2 separate regions of the Homo sapiens genome follow, and region 1 is linked to region 2. The links are chromatin loops, found by intact Hi-C in ENCODE. Cell type or tissue: stomach. All regions are shown on one strand. Links, peaks and the distances in the headings refer to the core of each region. The heading gives the core; the rest is flanking DNA. Region 1 overlaps TMEM63A (transmembrane protein 63A). Region 2 overlaps SRP9 (signal recognition particle 9).

Region 1 (8,957 bases), core at 530-8,529, 79 kb before region 2:
AGTGTAGCACTCCAAGGGTGGGAAAGGGTGGAGCAAGTCACCTCCCCATCTCTGGGGACACAGGGAGGAGGCCAGGGTGGTAGGATGGACTGGGACTCTTGGCTCCACCTCAGGTCTCCATCTGAGGGGGAGACAGGAAACAGGTGGGGGCCTGGGGCCTGGGCATATTCCCAACTTTATTCTTTTTTTTTTTTTCTTTTTTGAGATGGAGTCTCACTGTGTCACCCAGGCTGAAGTTGCAGTAGTGGGATCTCGACTCACTGCAACCTCCACCTCCCAGGTTCAAGCAATTCTCCTGCCTCAGCCTCCTGAGTTGCTGGGATTATAGGCATGTGCCACCACACTTGGCTAATTTTTTTTTTTTTTTAGTATTTTTTAGTAGAGACAGTTTCACCGTGTTGGCCAGGCTGGTCTCGAACTCCTGACCTCAGGTGATCCACCTGCCTCAGCCTCCCAAAGTGCTGGGATTACAGGTGTGAGCCACTGCGCCCAGCCCTAACTTTATTCTGAATGTGATTTCTTAGAAGCAGGACAGGGCTGTGAGATGACTGTATTTACGTACCTTTCCCACACACGTAACTTGGGCACAAATGTTTCTAGCAACATCAGATGGAGTGCTGGTATTCCTTTACCTCGAGTATGGTACAGGGGCTAAGACGGGCTCTGGAATTTATATCATGTGAGATCCTGAAAGTTATGCAAATTTCCTGTGCCTTTATTTCCTCATATGTGAACAAAAATGTGGGGATAGCGATCGAACCATCTCATAAGAGTGTGGTGAGGATGATATGAGACACTTCATGCAGAGCCCCGAGGCCTGTTCCACTGCTCATTAAGATTCCTCTGTGTCTTGGCCAGTGATGACCAGATCCTGGAATGGTGTGGGGAGGACGCCATCCACTACCTGTCCTTCCAGAGGCACATCATCTTCCTGTTGGTGGTGGTCAGCTTTTTGTCCCTGTGTGTCATCCTGCCTGTCAACCTCTCAGGGGACTTGCTGGGTAATGACCCTCCTCACCCTTGTCTATGTTGTAATGGGGCAGAGTGGCAGTCCTAGGGAAAGGGCTCACTGTGGTAGACCAGAACCCCAGGAGTCATGCCCCACTTCAGATGTAAGATGGTCTCAGGGTGACTCTGAACATTTCTATCTGATTAAAGATCTGGAGCAAACCTAGGCTAAAACTGGGGCCCCAATATCAATGTCTGGTTCTATTTAAATAGGGAAAAAAGCCCCCCAAGATTTACAGAATCAGGGGCTATCAGAGAGTCTTTTATACTTTCCTGCCCTCACCCAAATTAGGAGGTCACAATTAATGGACCCAGAAGATATCCATGATACTTAATTAAAATCAGGGTGTGGCATTATATCTAAGGGCAACTGCAAGAATCCACCTTCCAAAATGCCACCATGAATCCACTTAGGATACCCAGTGGTTCCCAACGTTGGTTTTGTAACAACATAGGATGTTTTTAGTTTTCTCAAAACAAAATGAATTCACATTATGCCTTTACCTGCAATGGAAGGTTGAGAAGTTATCAGGGAGCATTTTGGTTTCAAGCAGAGGCCTTGATGGTGTAGCTCTGGAAAGACCAGTCAGACGTTGTCTTCCTGCTGGTCCAGACATGCTCCTCCTCCCCAGAGCTCCACAAACCAAGGCTGATTGGTTACGCCCCCTCCTGCTTCCCCACATGACCCTGGAACTAAGTATCTGTGCTTCTCTGCAGACAAAGACCCGTATAGTTTTGGGAGGACAACAATAGCAAACCTACAGACTGAGTGAGTATGGAGCCCGTGGGGATAGGTGCTGATGGGTGAGATCAAGGAGAAGGCAGGTCAGGAGCCCGGGGCAGGCCAGAGGTACTCCAAAGGGGGCCGGCTGGTATCTGAAGGCCCCTTGCAGCTAGTGAGTTGTTGAGCTGTGGGCATGAACACGCCACAGGCAGACACTGTTTTGCCAGGGTTTTAAGAAACACGGAGGGTCCTGTGGATCTGGAGTTCATTTGTCAGGACAGGGATGGGGACCCCTCTGAAGTATTCACTGTGGGCTGAGGGGTGCTGGCCACACAACCTCTGTGGGAGGCATCTCTTGCAGTGAAGCTGTTGGTCCTCAGTTCAGTGCCCACTGAGGGTAACCAGGCCCCAGCTCTGCACCCCCAGCTCCCTGCCTGGGATCCCAGCCCTGATGGCAGGTGGTTTCCCTCTCAGCAATGACCTCCTTTGGCTGCACACCATCTTTGCTGTCATTTACCTCTTCCTCACTGTGGGTTTCATGCGGCACCACACTCAGTCCATTAAGTACAAAGAGGAGAACCTGGTGAGTGAGGCGGGACTTAGGGACATGTGCTGGGAGGGACTCAGGTGGGAGTCGGAGTGGAAGGGCCTCCCAGGCTCTGCCACAGGCCCTGACTGCAATGAGCTCTGGGAGGGCCTCAGGAGCCCCGCTTGCTTATTCTTGCTCACACTTGGCACCATCTTTAAAAAAAACAGTTTCCTGGTGGATTGTTTCAAGATTTGGACAGTTACTGGTGCTAAGTAAAGAAATTTGGGTTGAGAGCAGCCCTTTCTCTTTGCCGCCCACAGCTTCACAGGGGAGGGGAGCTTCTGTGGCTTGGTTCCAGGCCTGGGTCCTCCTCTGATCTGCTGTGTGACCGCATTTGAGTCACTTCCCCTCTTTCTCAGTCTCCTGCCATGCAAAGAAGGCTCATAGAGTTGCTTTGGAAGTGGATTCTTTGTACAGCCTGGAAGAAGACGCTGTGTAAATGACATGCTTTGGGGGCTCCCCCGGCCACAGAAGGAGAAAACTGGAGCCTTCTGATTTCCTGTTGTTTACTTTCCAGAGGCTGGAGTTGGGTAGGAAACCTGAGCATACCGGCACACTGGCTTGTGGGTGACTTCTCTCCCTGCTGTATTTCCCGGACAGGTGAGGCGGACCCTGTTCATCACAGGACTCCCCAGAGATGCCAGGAAGGAGACTGTGGAGAGCCACTTCCGGTAAGCAGGTGGGGTGGGAGGGGAGCTGAGCCCCCTCCACGTAGGACCAACACAGCCCCACCCGCAGGGCGAGCACCTTAGGTGAGCGCCTTCTGTCTCTCGCTTGGGTATCCAGGTGAGATCTGAGAAGGACCTGGCCCTGCCACACGTGTATGGAGTGGCTCCTGTGTGCCAGCCCTGCTGGTGCTGTGCAGTGAATAGCGCCCTGGTGGCCTATCCTCTTCAAGCAGCCTGTGCACAGTGTCCAGAGCACAGACCAGGGTGTAGGTGCGAATAAACGTCTTGAGAGCATACGGGGGAAAAAATTGTTGACCCCGGGGTTCTTAGCATCACCTTTGCAGAATAAGAGAGACGTGAGCTGAGCATTTGTATGGACCCACAGGGCTAGGGTCTCACAGGTGGAAGGACCTCGGGGCCATCTCTGCGTTTGTTCGTTTGTCCACCCACTGAGCGGGTGTCTGTTGAGTGAGCACTGTGTCTGAGTCCAGGCTCTCCCTGGTAGAACCTCCTTTCCAGCGGCTCCCTTTGAGTATCTGCACCACCAATTCCTGCAGATGGAGGCTGGAGGAAAGTCTTTCCTGTGAGGAGATTACGTGTGCAGCCAGGGATGCGGGGAAAGGCCCAGAGCATCAGGAAAGGTGGCGGTGGGGTGCAGGGGGGCAGGGCAAGCAGTCCGGGAAGGCTCCCAGGACCCCATGCTGGAGGACCTGAAGGCTGGGCTGAGGAGCTGACATTTTATTCTTTCTTCATTCCTTTTTTTGTAATCTTATTTTTTTAGAGACAGGGTCTTGCTCTGTTGCCCAGGCTAGAGTTCAGTAGTGCAATAATAGCTTACTGCGGCCTCAACTCCTGGACTTAAGGCATCTTCCTGCCTCAGCCTCCCAAGTAGCTGGGACTGCAGACACATGGCACCACACCCAGCTAATTTTTAAATTTTTTATGGAGATAGAGTCTTGCTATGTTGCCCAGGCTGGTCTCGAATTGCTGGGCTCAAGTGATCCTCCTGCCTTGCCCTCCCAAAGTGCTGGGATTACAGGCGTGAGCCACCATGCCCGGCCTCTCTTCATTCCTTATCAATACAGCAGCCACTAATTTGTTGCATGGACTAGGAGTTGGCTGCACTTTAACTTTGCACTATTTGTGAAGAAAGCACTTGCTAAGCAAATTGCTAGACAGGATCGTAAACTGAATGTTTAAAATTTGAAAAACTTCTTCAGAAACTCTAAGTATTTTAGAAATATTTACTAATATGTAAATACTCAATACCAGAATCATTTTTCTGTATTTCCTTGAAGCAACTCCTCAAAGTTGCCTGCTAGGCAACACCTGGAAACAGTAATTCCACTTAATGTATAACTTTAAAGAGAAAAAAAAAGTCTCCTCATTCTCATACAAACATTGCATGACTCATGCTTTCCCCTATTTTAAGAGGCCTTTTTAGTGAATGCTGTTGCAGTCCGTGGGGATTGATGTATGAATTTGCCTTTCAAGCAGGGATGCTTAAATTGCAGTTTTCTTCCTCACAGCTCTTATTGAGACCAGAAATTGTCCTACTGTTTAATTTCATGATTGATATACCTATGGGCTGTCTCTCTCACTAAAATGTAAGCACATCCAGGCCCTGTTACCAGCACCTAGAACAGTGCCTGGCAGGTGGTAGGTGGGGATTTACATGGTTCTGGAATCCCCTGGAATTGTATGTATAATTTTGCGTGTATGGTGAGGGGGTATTGCATGGTGGCCATGAGCATTGACCTTGGAGCCAGGTTGCCTGTATTCACCTCCTGGCTCAGACACTCACTAGCTGTGTGATCTTGGGCACAAGCCACTTACCTCTGTCGGCCTCAGTTTACTCATCTGTAAAATGGGGACAAAACCTCACAGGTTATGATGAGGATTAAATAAATAAATATATGTAACAATACCTGGTCAATAGTGAGTATGTATTTTGCTGGGTTTTTTTTTTTTTTTTTTTTTTTTTTGAGACGGAGTCTCACTCTGTTGCCCAGGCTGGAGTGCAGTGGGGCAATCTTGCTCACTGCAACCTCTGCCTCCCAGGTTCAAGTGATTCTCGTGCCCCAGCCTCCCAAGTAGCTGGATTACAGGTGTGTGCCACCACACCTGGCTAATTTTTGTATTTTTAGTAGAGACAGCGTTTCACCACATTGGCCAGGCTGGTCGCAAACTCCTGACCTCAAGTGATCCACCCGGCTCAGCCTCCCGAAGTGCTGGGATTACAGGCATGAGCCACCGCACCTGGCCTTGCTGGTTGTTAATATGTGTGTAGATATTTTCTGGTCTGAGGGTCCTTTGCTTTCATTAGACCCTCTGAAAGGTCTGTGACCTTAAAAAAGGCTACCTGAATAGGATTTCAGTGATGGCTCAAGGTAGATACTGACCTAGCACAAACAATAAATCTGTTCCTTTGGGTCTTTAGAGGGGATAGTGATGTGTTCATTTTTCCCCAGGAGAAGTGCCAGCTGATTCCAAGCCAAGTGGGTATAAACTTGTCAGTTCCAGGCAGTTAGCTTCATACTACTAAAAAAGGCTAGCGGGGTGCAGTGACTCACGCCTACAATCCCAGCACTTTGGGAGGGTGAGACAGGAGGAGTGCTTGAGGCCAGAAGTTCGAAATCAGCCTGGGCAACATAGCGAGACCCCGTCTCTACAAAAAATAAAAATCAGCCTGGTGGCATGTGCCTGTAGCCCCAGCTACTCAGGAGGCTGAGGTGGGAGGATTGATTGAGCCCAGAAGGTTGAGGCTACAGTGAGCCATGATTGTGCCACTGTACAGCAGCCTGGGTGACAGAGTGAGACCCTGTCTCTAAACAAAACAAAACAAAACAAAAGCCCTCTTTGTATTAAATTTCAAAATTTCCCCCTTTTGGAGGATAAAAGACAAAGAGAAGAGAGGTCTCCGCTGGCACAGAAACCAGCAGCGAGATCACTCTGCCATCCTTTCCCTTGGATCCGTGGGCACGTCTCCTGCTTGGGGTGTTTTCTTTTCCAACGGTGTCTTTTGCCTCCTTCTCTCCCTGGCCACAGGGACGCGTATCCCACGTGTGAGGTGGTTGATGTGCAGCTGTGCTACAACGTGGCCAAACTGATCTACCTGTGCAAGGAGAAGTGAGTGGTGGGCGGGCCTTGCAAGATGCCCCCTCCTTCCTTGCTGGCCTCGCATCTCCCAGCTAGGAAGGGAGGCGGGAGGCCCTGGACCCCTCCTTCTCCCCTGGCGTTCGATGGTTGAACTGTGGGTATGGGGGTCCCTGCCACAGGATTCTAAATCTGAGGTTTGTGCCCCCGCTCCCACCCCTACAGAAAGAAGACTGAGAAGAGCCTGACCTATTACACAAACCTGCAGGTGAAGACAGGCCAGCGGACCCTCATCAACCCCAAGCCCTGTGGCCAGTTTTGCTGCTGTGAAGTGCTGGGCTGTGAGTGGGTAAGGGTCCCACCCCCCGGCTGGGAGCAGAGGCATTGGCATCGGGGTGCCCCAGATACCAGCATGGGGCCACGTCATCCCAATGGGATGTGTCTTGTGGCAGGAAGACGCCATCTCTTACTACACACGGATGAAGGACAGGCTGCTGGAGAGGATCACAGAGGAAGAACGCCACGTCCAGGACCAGCCCCTGGGAATGGCCTTCGTCACCTTCCAGGAGAAGTCCATGGCCACCTAGTGAGTGTAGGCACATCCAGACCCCTTCTTGGCTGACTCCCTGTTCCCCTCCAGATAACTCACTGTCCCTCTCGAGTGGAGATGGTACTGCTGACCCACCATCCCTGGGATTTATCTGTGGTGTTTCCTTCTCCTCCCTCAGCTACCCACACTCACTTTCAGCCAGCCCAGCCCATGTTTGTGTAACAGGCGGTGGGGGTGTGGGCAGCAGCCACGGAGTGGGTGATTCTGGCTGACCCCCTCGAGCTGATGTGGCCTGGCCCCACTGCTGGGCTCTTCCCTGCTGCCCTGGACCCATCCTGTTGGCTTCATGTGCCAGCCTTGCCCCAGGGGAGATGGAGGCACCCTCCTTTCAGACATCTGCTCTGGGCCACAGATCCTTCTGTCTGTGGCTCCCCACCTTCCCACAAATGCAAAGCTGTGGGGAAGACCCCTGGGGCACGCTGGGGCGCTCACTGCAGTGGGGAGCTTGACCCTGGGGAGTGGCTTTTCACAGTGGCCCTTGGCATGGGACTCTAGGCTCTCATGCCTGTGGTCTCAGTGTCATCTCGCCTTAGGAGCAGCACAGGGTGGGTCGGGAGAGGGGTGTGGAAAGGTGTCCAGCCACTGCCCCAGGCATTGTGACACTAGGAATGGACTCACACAGGACTTCCTGCCTCCTTGCAGACACTGGGGCAGGAGGAAAGGGGAAGGCATCTGAGGCAGGAGTAGAGGGGCTGCTGGGCTCCTTACGGGAGGTTAAAGGAGGAAAAGCTGTGACCTGTTGAGATGGTGAGGGTCGAGGTGGGAGCCCTGAGGAGGGAAGCTTGGGAACAGGCAATGTGTAACGTGGTCTATTGCTACACTTGGGCCTGGGGAAAAAGTGACAGAATGAAAAGTTGAGCCACTGGCCTGGCAGTAGCACTGATCAGAGCTCCAGCTTAACAGGCAGGGTGGAGGGGGATGGCCCTATGGAAGAGCAGTGTGTTGCCCTCAGTTTCCTTATCTGTAAAATGGGAATCGTACTCCCTTTGTTGCTGGTGGTTGCGAGGATTAAACAAAATTCTCCACACACTGTGCTAGCGTGGCACCTCTTACATAGCGTTACTCATAATACACTAATCACAACAAAGCAAAGGTCCTATGCCACTGCCTCCCACTCCTACTCAGTCCCCACTTGCCACATGTGTGCTTGGTAACCTGAGTAGCCTGGGCCTGGCTGTTGCTACATTTCCTTGCAGCATCCTGAAAGATTTCAATGCCTGCAAGTGTCAGAGCCTTCAGTGCAAAGGTGAGCCCCAGCCGTCCTCCCATAGCAGGGAGCTCTATACCTCCAAGTGGACAGTCACCTTTGCTGCTGACCCTGAGGACATCTGCTGGTAAGCTCCTAGACCAAGGAGAGGTGGGAGAGAGGCCTGGGTTCCTGGTGGGAGCTGCCCATCACCTGGAGCACAGGTGTGACCTGGCAGTCAATGGAGATCTCCACACATCTGCAATTCTGTGGGCTGTGATGCTGTGATGTGCTCGGTGTGGCCCAACTGGGGTATCTGCCCAGCCCTTCCCTCCAGTGTTCCTCCCTAGCATTCAAGTGCTACCCAGCAGAAATATAATGCCAGTTCTGCATCTAATTTTAAATTTCCTAATAGCCATGCTAAAAAAGTAAAAAGAAACAGTTGAAATTAATTTTAATAATGTATCTCGCCCAATATATCCAAACTGTTATTTCAACATGCAATTTTTGAAAAATGTGAGATGTTTTACATTCTCTTTTTCACACTTAGTCTTCAATATCTGGTGTGTATTTTACACTTCTAGCACCTCTCAATTCACACCAGCCACATTTAAAATGCTCAGTAGCCGCATGCAGCTTGTGCAGCCTTACTTAGGTCCAGTGTCAGCCTGGGGCCGTGCTGGGGAGCTGAGCTGTGTCCATGGGGGCCCTGGTGAGCCTCCAGTGCTGTGCTGAGGGTAAGGGCACCCAGCGCAAGCCCCAGCGCAGCTGCCTGTCCAGCCCTGCCTCAGCTCCTTGCACAGAATGAGCTTGAAGTGCTCCCCTCTGCTCGGTTCTAGTTCTGCCTCTGACAGTTTTGCTCTTTGGTTCACAAGGCTTCCTAAACTCAGGATTGCTTTGTGGGTCTGTTCTTTGGGATGAGAGGCCAGGGCAGGTGCAAGCTATGCCTTCACTCCTTTGTCCCTGCCTTCCTCCTTCCTGTACCCCAGCTACAGCCCCGTTGGGAAGAATGTGTCGTTAGTCACAAAGCATTGCAGATGTGTCTAAGAAATGCCACGCTGGGGCCGGGCGTGGTG
Region 2 (8,957 bases), core at 567-8,566:
TACTTCTAGTTTACTGGAAAACATAACAGTTGTGACAGTCACACCTAACACCTTGGTTAATTAAAGACAGAAAATGGGCAGGGGTGTCACAGAAGTATGCAAGGATTTGACAGTTCAAACTAATCCATAGCCCTTCTGAGAAACTACAGATGGAAAATATGTAGTAAATATTTCTGTAATATGGTGGTTTCAGTACATTATAGCACAGTGATCATCATTCCATTCATACACTCAAATAACTGCTGCTTCTGATCACTGAAAACTAGATTCAAAGTCATTGCTCAACAAGCTGATACTACAAATCCCTTATATTAACAGGTAGTTTAAATGTGGAAATAAGGCAAAGCATACTTGTTAGTCACAATTACTTTCAGATATAATTGAGACTACACTGCTATACATAATTAGGTACACAGTATGTATAACAATGCATACTATGGTGTGGAGTTAATTCCAATTACCATATTTTATATTTATTGGTCACAACAGCATACATTTTATGCTCCAAAATACATGGATCTGACAAAATGGTTACATTTAATGTTCTTTTAAAGAAAGATGAACTAAATTTAAGAAGAATTGGTTTTTCCTAATATCTCATTTTCAAATTACTGATACAAATTTGCCAGAGAAACAATTACATGTTTTACCTAACATCAAATAATCTCCAGTTTCTAAGACAGATGCATTTCTTGTTCAATTTCCAAAAGTAAATAAAGGCTTTCTAACTGAAAACATTTGCATCCCTAGCTCTCTAAAGTAATTAAAAAGAAAATTACAAAAAATGACCTCTAAGCTTCTGAACAGCCCACTTAGTTACATAAAGTACTTTCTGTCCCAACACTTTCTCTAATTCAAAAGATATTTACTTCCTAAGTACACGACAAAGTCTTCATTTCAAACCATTCACTCAGTTTCCATGGTAACATTGCGGGCTTCCTTGGCTACCATAAGTCGCATTAGTTGACTGTGGAATTTCTCAATCTTCTTTACATCTTGAGCTTGGTCTGTTTTATACACCAAACACTGTCAGAAATTTTAGAAGTACATATTAACTATATAAAACTAGATACTGACAATGTAGAAAACATACAATTGGGTAAAATTTTGAGAGTTTTTCCTACCACTGTTTTGCTCTATTCTCCTTGGAGGTCGTACTAGGGAAATTGCACTCAAGTTTCCAAGCCTCCAGCAATTCCATGTCTTAAAGTACAGTAATTTAAATGCCACTGCTGTGGACAAAAAACTGAATGAAGTCTATTAGAAGCTTCTGAAAAATGTTAAATGTTAAATCCTGCTATGGTCTGATGAGAAGAACTCAAGACTTAGAATTAGATATTTTCTTCCTTCGAATTAGGTATTAGATTATCTCCCTACATATTTTCTCCCAGCCATAAGTAACTGAGTTATGCTGGAAAAAAAAACACAGAAATCTTAAGATCTCTTTTTCTACTGGTGAAATTGGGGGTTTGATAATAATTTTTAGAAAAAAATCTAGAATTCTCTGTGTATAGCTGGTCAACACATAAACCAGGTAAATCTTGATTTTCTTGGCCAGGCGTGGTGGCTTACGCCTGTAATCCCAGCACTCTGGGAGGCCGAGGCAGGCGGACCACCAGGTCAGCAGTTCGAAACCAGCCTGGCCAATATGGTGAAACCCCGTCTCTACTAAAAATACAAAAATTAGCTGGGCGTGGTGGCGTGTGCCTGTAATCCCAGCTACTTAGGAGGCTGAGGCAGGAGAATCGCTTGAACCCAGGAGTGAGGGCTGCAGTGAGCCAAGATCATGCCACTGCACTCCAGCCTGGGCGACAGAGTGAGATTCCGTCTCAAAAAAAAAAAAAAAAAAAATCTTGATTTGCTGAAGGTATGTATTTTTGAGACAGTGTCTCACTCTGTGGCCCAGGTTGGGGGTGTAGTGGTGCAATCTCAGCTCACTGCAACCTGCGTCCTGGGCTCAAGCGATCCTCAGCTTCCTGAGTAGCTGGGACTACAGGCACACACAACCACACCTAGCTAATTTTTCTATTTTTAGTAGAGACGGGGTTTCTCCATGTTGCCCAGGCTTGAAGATATTACTTTTAAATCAAACCAAATTCTTCCTTGTTAGCAGTTAAATTCTTCACTAGATACTTAAGATCTGCTTATGGTTGGTCATAAAGCCATCTGTTGTAGAATCTTCAAAAACAGCAACTTTAAGCTGGCAGCCCTTTCCTCATTTTGTAGTACAGATCCACTTTTCTTCAGCCCATCTTAAAGGTTCACATGAGTTTTAAACAACAGGAACTAATGATCCTATAATAAAAGTCAACAACTTAAATAACTTGAAGTTCAACCTCATCATGCCCAACTGATTTTTTTAAGTGAGCCTTTTAAACAACTCACTTAAAAAAATTTTTATCCACGCATTGTACAAATTTGTGCGGCAATCTTGTAAAAAGGCCATATTAATCTTCATCATCAAAATTTTAGCACATGTCCTATGAGAGAATGTACATACCTTCTCACTGAAATTTCTGACAGAAAAAGATTTTAGGTCCATAGAAGACAGTATTCTAAATCAATTATGGGATTAGAAAAATGATGGATACATGGGATTATAAAAAAGTCGAAGTTAACATGGATCCTTAATTATATTCAATCATTAACAGGGCAAAAAGAGCCATCAATTGGAGATAAGGCCTTTTGTATTAAAATTCGTTCTGCATTTATTCCCTTATTTTATTTTTTTTGAGACCGAGTCTAGTTCTGTCACCCAGGCTAGAGTGCAGTGGCACAATCTTGGCTCATTGCAACCTCTGCCTCCCAGTCCCAGGTTCAAGCGATTCTCCTGCCTCAGCCTCCCAAGTAGCTGAGATTACAGGCACCCACCACCATGCTAATATTTGTATTTTTAGTAGAGACGGGGTTTCACTGTGTTGGTCAGGCTGGTCTCGAACTCCTGACCTCATGATCCGCCCACCTCAGCCTCCCAAAATGCTGGGATTACCAGCACGAGCCACCGCGCCCGGCCTATTCCCCTATTTTTAAGACAGGACATAGGGGTTTTTCTTCAGCAAGTATACCTAACCACTCTGTGACAATCACAATTAAAATTTTTCTGTGTGGAATGTCAAGATTTAAGAAGTACTTAGTGGTTCACACCCATAATCCCAGTGGTTTGGGAGGCTAAGGCAGAAAGATGGCTTGAGTCCAGGAGTTCCAGATCAACCTGGGCAATATAATGAGACCCTGTCTTGACAAAAAAATTTAAAAATTAGCTGAGTGTGGTGGTGCACACCTGTAGTCTCTGCTATTCAGGAGGCTGAAGCAAGAGGACCGCTTGAGCCCAGGAGGTCGAGGATGCAGTGAGCTATGATCATGCCACTGCACTGCAGCCTGAGCAATAGAGCAAGACACTGTCTCTAAAAAAAAAAAAAAGCAATCAACCAACCAATCAACAAACAAAAGAATACATGTACTCAATCTACCAAGGGTAAGCACTCATGTTAGATACTTTCATATATTTTTTTACTATCACTATGATACTTTACAGATGAGGAAATTGAGACCAGAAGGCTAAATTTTTGGCCTAAACTTTTCCAAGGCCAAAATGCTAGTAAATGACTAAGCTAGGATTCACATCTCTTCAATCTATGTCTAGTATACTACATCTCGATTCACTCTTCCTTTTCCACATGTTTAGCTACTCACTACATTCAATTGGTTCTTAGAAGACATGGTAATCACTAAAAGGTCTAACTTCATGCAGTCTCATCATAATGGAACCCTGAACACAAATACAATATATGACCAAAGACAAAAAGTGATTTTTAAAATCACTCTATAAAATTTTCAAAAGAACTAACTATTTAAAAAATGTTTACTGAGTGCTCTCTGGGTCAAGACATCATAGTAGGCAATGGAAATAAGACATGTAAGAATATTACTGATCTATCTCTATTGTCTTGAAGGGCAGTCTATTAAAAAGACAAATGTGATAAAAGAATTGTGATACAGCACAAAAAGCCAAAATGAAAAGCAAGAAATGAAGTAATCCTCAAGTTGGGTTTTGAAAGATAAGCAGCAGTCTGGCCACATTAGGGGTGGAGGTGGGATTCAATATTGCAAAGGAGGAAACAGAATGTTTGAAAGCACTGAGGCCTAACACATCACAGCACATTAAAGGAGCTCTTACATAATACAGAAATGACAGAGATTAGAGAGGATGCAAGGGTGGAGTTTAAAGGTTTCTAAGCAAGGGAGTAACAATCAAATTAGCCTTTCAGAAATCACTCTGGGGCTGGGCGTGGTGGATCACACCTGTAATCCCAGCACTTTGGGAGGCCGAGGTGGGTGGATCGCTTGAGGTCAGGAGTTCAACTCCAGCCGCCTGGGCGACATGGTGAAATCTCATCTCTACTAAAAATACAAAAATTAGCTGGGTGTGGTGGTGCCCACCTGTAATCCCACCTACTTGGGAGGCCGAGGCAGGAGAATTGCTTGAACCCGGAAGGCAGAGGTTGCAGTGAGCCAAGAATGAACCATTGCACTCCAGTCTGGGTAATAGAGCCAGACTCCTTCTTTAAAAAAAAAAAAAAAAAAAAGTCCAGGCACAGTGGCTCACGCCTATAATCCCAACACTTTGGGAGGCCAAGGCGGGCAGATCACGAGGTCAGGAGTTCGAGACCATCCTGGCTAACAGGGTGAAACCCCGTCTCTACTAAAAATACACAAAATTAGCCAGGCGTGGTGGCGGGCGCCTGTAGTCCCAGCTACTCAGGAGGCTGAGGCAGGAGAATGGCGTGAACCCAGGAGGCAGTTTGCAGTGAGCCGAGATTGCGCCACTGCACTCCAGCCTGGGCGACAGAGCGAGACTCCATCAAACAAACAAACAAATAAAAAGAAAAGGCCAGGCGCAGTGGCTCACCCCTGTAATCTCAGCACTTTCAGAGGCCAAGGTGGGTGGATCATGAGGTAAAGAGATGGAGACCATCCTGGTCAACATGGTGAAAACCCCGTCTCTACTAAAAAAAAAAAAAAAAAAAATTAGTTGGGCGTGGTGGTGCACGGCTGTAGTCCCAGCTACTCAGGAGGCTGAGGCAGGAGAATCACTTGAACCCAGGAGGTGGAGGCTGCAGTGAGCAGAGATCGCCCACTGCACTCCAGCCTTGCAACAGAGCGAGACTCCGTCTAAATAGAAATCACTCTGGGCTGTGCACTGTGGCCCATGTGTGTAATCCCAGCAACTTGGGAGGCTGAGTGGGAGGACTGCTTGAAGCCAGGAGTTCAAGACCAGCCTGGGCAACATAGCGATATCCTGTCTCTAAAAAAATTTTTTTAATTAAAAAAAATCCCCAGATTTCTGACCACGTGGAAAATAATGCAACTAAAGGTAGGAAGGTAGGAACAGAAGAAGCAGCTAGTTTTTTTGTTTGTTTTTTTGAGATGGAGTCTTGCTGTGTCACCCAGGCTGGAGTGCAGTGGCACGATCTCTGCTCACTGCAAGCTCCACCTCCCAGGTTTATGCCATTCTCCTGCCTCAGCCTCCTGAGTAGCTGGGACTACAGGTGCCCGCCACCATGCCTGGCTAATTTTTTTGTATTTTTAGTAGAGATGGGGTTTCACCGTGTTAGCCAGGATGGTCTCGATCTCCTGACCTTGTGATCTGCCCACTTGACCTTCCAAAATGCTGGGATTACAGGCATGAGAAAGAGCTAGTTTAAGAACAGATGATAGGCCGGGTGGGGTGGTTCATGCCTGTAATCCCACCATTTTCGGAGGCCGAGACGGGTGGATCACGAGGTCAGGAGATCCAGATCATCCTGGCCAACATGGTGAAACCCTGTCTCTACTAAAAATACAAAAAAAAATTAGCTGGGCGTGGTGGTGGGTGCCTGTAGTCCCAGCTACTCGGGAGGCTGAGGCAGAAGAATGGCATGAACCCGGGAGGCAGAGCTTGCAGTGAGCCGAGATCACACCACTGCACTCCAGCCTGGGCGACAGAGCAAGACTCCGTCTCAAAAAAAAAAAAAAAAAAAAAAAAAAAAAAAAAAAGAACAGGTGATAAACTCCACTGTAGATAAGTGAATTTTGAGGGTATGTGAGATACAGATGCTAGTCAGAAAGTCAGAAGAATATGAACTAAACACACATTTGCAAGTAGACATAGACAGATGCAGTATTAGACTCAGTTAAATGAACTGCTCCAGAAGCTGTTATGAAAAGACAATCAAGGACAGAATCCTAGAGAAGCACATATATATGGGGCACATCAAAAAAAAAACAATCAGCAAAGAAGAATGAAACAACAGAAACACAGAATAGTAAGGCCAAGATAAAACAGAACCACAAGTGCCAAAATAATTATTTCTATGAAAGAGTGGGCTTCTGTATCAAAAGCAGCAAGGAGGTCAAATAACATATGAATAATAAGACCACTGGGTTTGAAAAGAAAGGAGCTGCTGATGTGCTCTCACAAAGAGCAGTTTCGCTGGAGTACCATATGCAGAAAACAAATGGCAGAGGGTTAAGGAATGAATGGGATATGAGGAAGTAACAAGAATGAGCATATCAAAGACAGGAAATACAATAAAGCCTGTAAGTTGTGTTCAAACACTGTCATTTAAAGGAAACTTTTACTCCCTTACATCCAATTTGGTCTCTACATTTCTGTTGCTTAAGGTCTGAAGACAGCACTTATTAAAGACACTTGACATAATGCATTAAGAAAGCAGGTTAAATAATTTCCTGAGGGTCTATAAAAGTAGCTGCTAGAATGAGGTTCTTCATCTTTAAATGAAATGCAAAATAAGCATCCTAATGGGTAATCTCCATAAACTCTAAGTAAATAATTTCAAACAAATAATTAACTCAAACAAATCTGAAAGTATGTAACAAATAAAAATGTATACTTACAACTAAATCATCTGTTACTTTAACACACAAGTTCCCATCAGAATGCCTATATTTGAGAACCACACGTGCCTGAAACAAAAATACATATTTAGAAACAGTGAAGACAAATGACATTTCTTATAAATAATTTAGTCTTCAGGTAGGCTGAAAAGGATCCTTTTAGAATAAATACCCCCAAACATCTAAAGGCATTTTTACTATAAACTAAACCGAAATGAAGTTAAAAAAAAAATCAGCTATTTTAGTTCATTCCTTTGCTACCATTTATTTAAGACTTAAAAAGTTGGATATTTTATTTGCAGCCAGTTTGAAGAGATGTACTGAACATTCTCAAAACACATCCACATTCAGGGAATGTCTGTGAGACTTATAAGGTGGCATTTCTTGCCAATAAGAATATACACCAACACACCTAGCCACAGAGGAATGACAGGAAAGGGAGGAAAACATTTAGCAGAAATGGCTAGTTAAAAAGTCCAAATCCATTCATTAGCAAACAGTGCTGCAGGTCAGTGCAACTCACACTTTCCATTTTTCCACAAATCTTAGCAAGCAGATTCAGACTAAAATATTCAGCAAAATCAGGTCTTTATCACGAAGGTAGAACATAACGCATTATTACATAAAAGCAGAATTCTGCCTTGAAGTCTCCACCAACAACTTTTCCAAAAACCAGAATAACTCCTATACTGAAGTTCCATGTTACACAATACTTTATGTTCAATATTCTACAGATTGCCAAGGCATTTAGATATTAGCATATTCCTATAAGACATCTCCCAAGAACACTTCCACGAACATTATTTTTTTTCAGTGATGGATTCAAGCACAGTGTATCGCAGTTTTTCCCTAACCAGTATCAGTAACTCTTGTTTAGCTAGCTGTTTTAAAAACTGCTAAGTATCGGCCAGGCGCGGTGGCTCACGCCTGTAATCTCAGCACTTTGGGAGGCCAAGGCGGGTGGATCATAAAGTCAGGAGATTGAGACCATCCTGGCTAACACGGTGAAACCCCGTCTCTACTAAAAAATACAAAAAATTAGCCGGGCGTGGTGATGAGTGCCTGCAGTCCCAGCTAATCGGGAGGCTGAGGCAAGAGAATGGTGTGAACCAGGGAGGTGGAGCTTGCAGTGAGCCGAGATCGCACCATTGCACTCCAGCCTGGGGACAGAGCGAGACTCCATTTCAAAAAAAATAAATAAATAAAATAAAATAAAATAAAAACTGCTACTTATCTACAAGCCAGAACAGAAACATAATTTTAAAATGGTTACAATCTAGCACCAGAGGCCTCAAGACAATTCTGGAAACTAAATAAAAAGGGCTAATGGAACTGCAACCTACAGCTTTCCCCATTACGGTCTTTGCATTCCTGAGACTGAAAAAAAAAAGTTACATCACTATATGCGATTTGTCTGAGTGAAGGAGGAAAGGGAACTCATCAAGCATTTAAGCAGGTATAAATAGTAGTAACTAGGTTAATTATCTTTAGAATACCTGATTCTATTTATTTATCTAGTAAATTCAGTTTTACACATTTTAAAAATTCAGTTCTCTAGAAACGAAACACTTAAAAATATACTAAGCATGACAACTATGTGAAGTTTTAACTCTCAGTTAAAGGAACACTCACTGGTTTCATTTAGGAGAAATGAGAGTTAAAAGGCCAATCATGGCTGGGTGCAGTGGCTCATGCCTATAATCCCAGCACTTTGGGAGGGCAGGAGTTCACTCACGAGGTCAGGAGTTCGAGACCAGTCTGGCCAACATGGTGAAACCCCGTCTCTACTAAAAATACAAAAATTAGCTGGGCATGGTGGTGGGTGTCTGTAATCCCAGCTACTCGGGAGGCTGAGGCAGGAGAATCGCTTGAACTCGGGAGGCGGAGGTTGCAGTGAGCTGAGATTGCACCACTGCACTCCAGCCTGGACAACAAAAGCAAAACTCTGTCTCAAAAAAAAAAAAAAAAAAAAAGAAAAAGAAAAGAAAAAAGGCCAATCGTGTTTATAAAAGGGTCCATTTGGTAATTTAGAGGGTGCCAAGTCACCATGTCAGATGCCA

What was found. A loop is a pair of places that touch in the nucleus more often than their neighbours do. Peaks named below come from ENCODE experiments on the same cell type or tissue, not always from the same donor. Only the 100,000 strongest peaks of a DNase experiment are listed, where the experiment ranks them.
Region 1: it touches region 2 in a loop (2.3-fold over the local background); 10 of 110 quality-filtered maps call a loop at or near these places.

The regions. Positions count from the first base shown.
Region 1 is chr1:225,859,932-225,868,888 of GRCh38, reverse strand. TMEM63A (transmembrane protein 63A) reads left to right here. Exons shown (of 25, transcript NM_014698.3): 7 at 859-1,001; 8 at 1,726-1,777; 9 at 2,207-2,315; 10 at 2,922-2,992; 11 at 6,038-6,118; 12 at 6,311-6,434; 13 at 6,538-6,671; 14 at 7,892-8,029. Among named protein-coding and RNA genes, the nearest start is that of TMEM63A, 18 kb to the left of the region's middle. RefSeq lists silencers at 4,174-4,374, 4,513-4,713. In stomach, for the core only: no CTCF peak of the experiment used is centred there; a DNase peak (open chromatin) is centred at 4,408; H3K27ac peaks cover 3,298 bases.
Region 2 is chr1:225,781,309-225,790,265 of GRCh38, reverse strand. It overlaps SRP9 (signal recognition particle 9), which reads right to left. Exons shown (of 3, transcript NM_003133.6): 2 at 6,898-6,966; 3 at 1-1,026. The coding sequence ends at 907. Among named protein-coding and RNA genes, the nearest start is that of SRP9, 8.0 kb to the right of the region's middle. RefSeq lists an enhancer at 8,218-8,717. In stomach, for the core only: no CTCF peak of the experiment used is centred there; no DNase peak of the experiment used is centred there.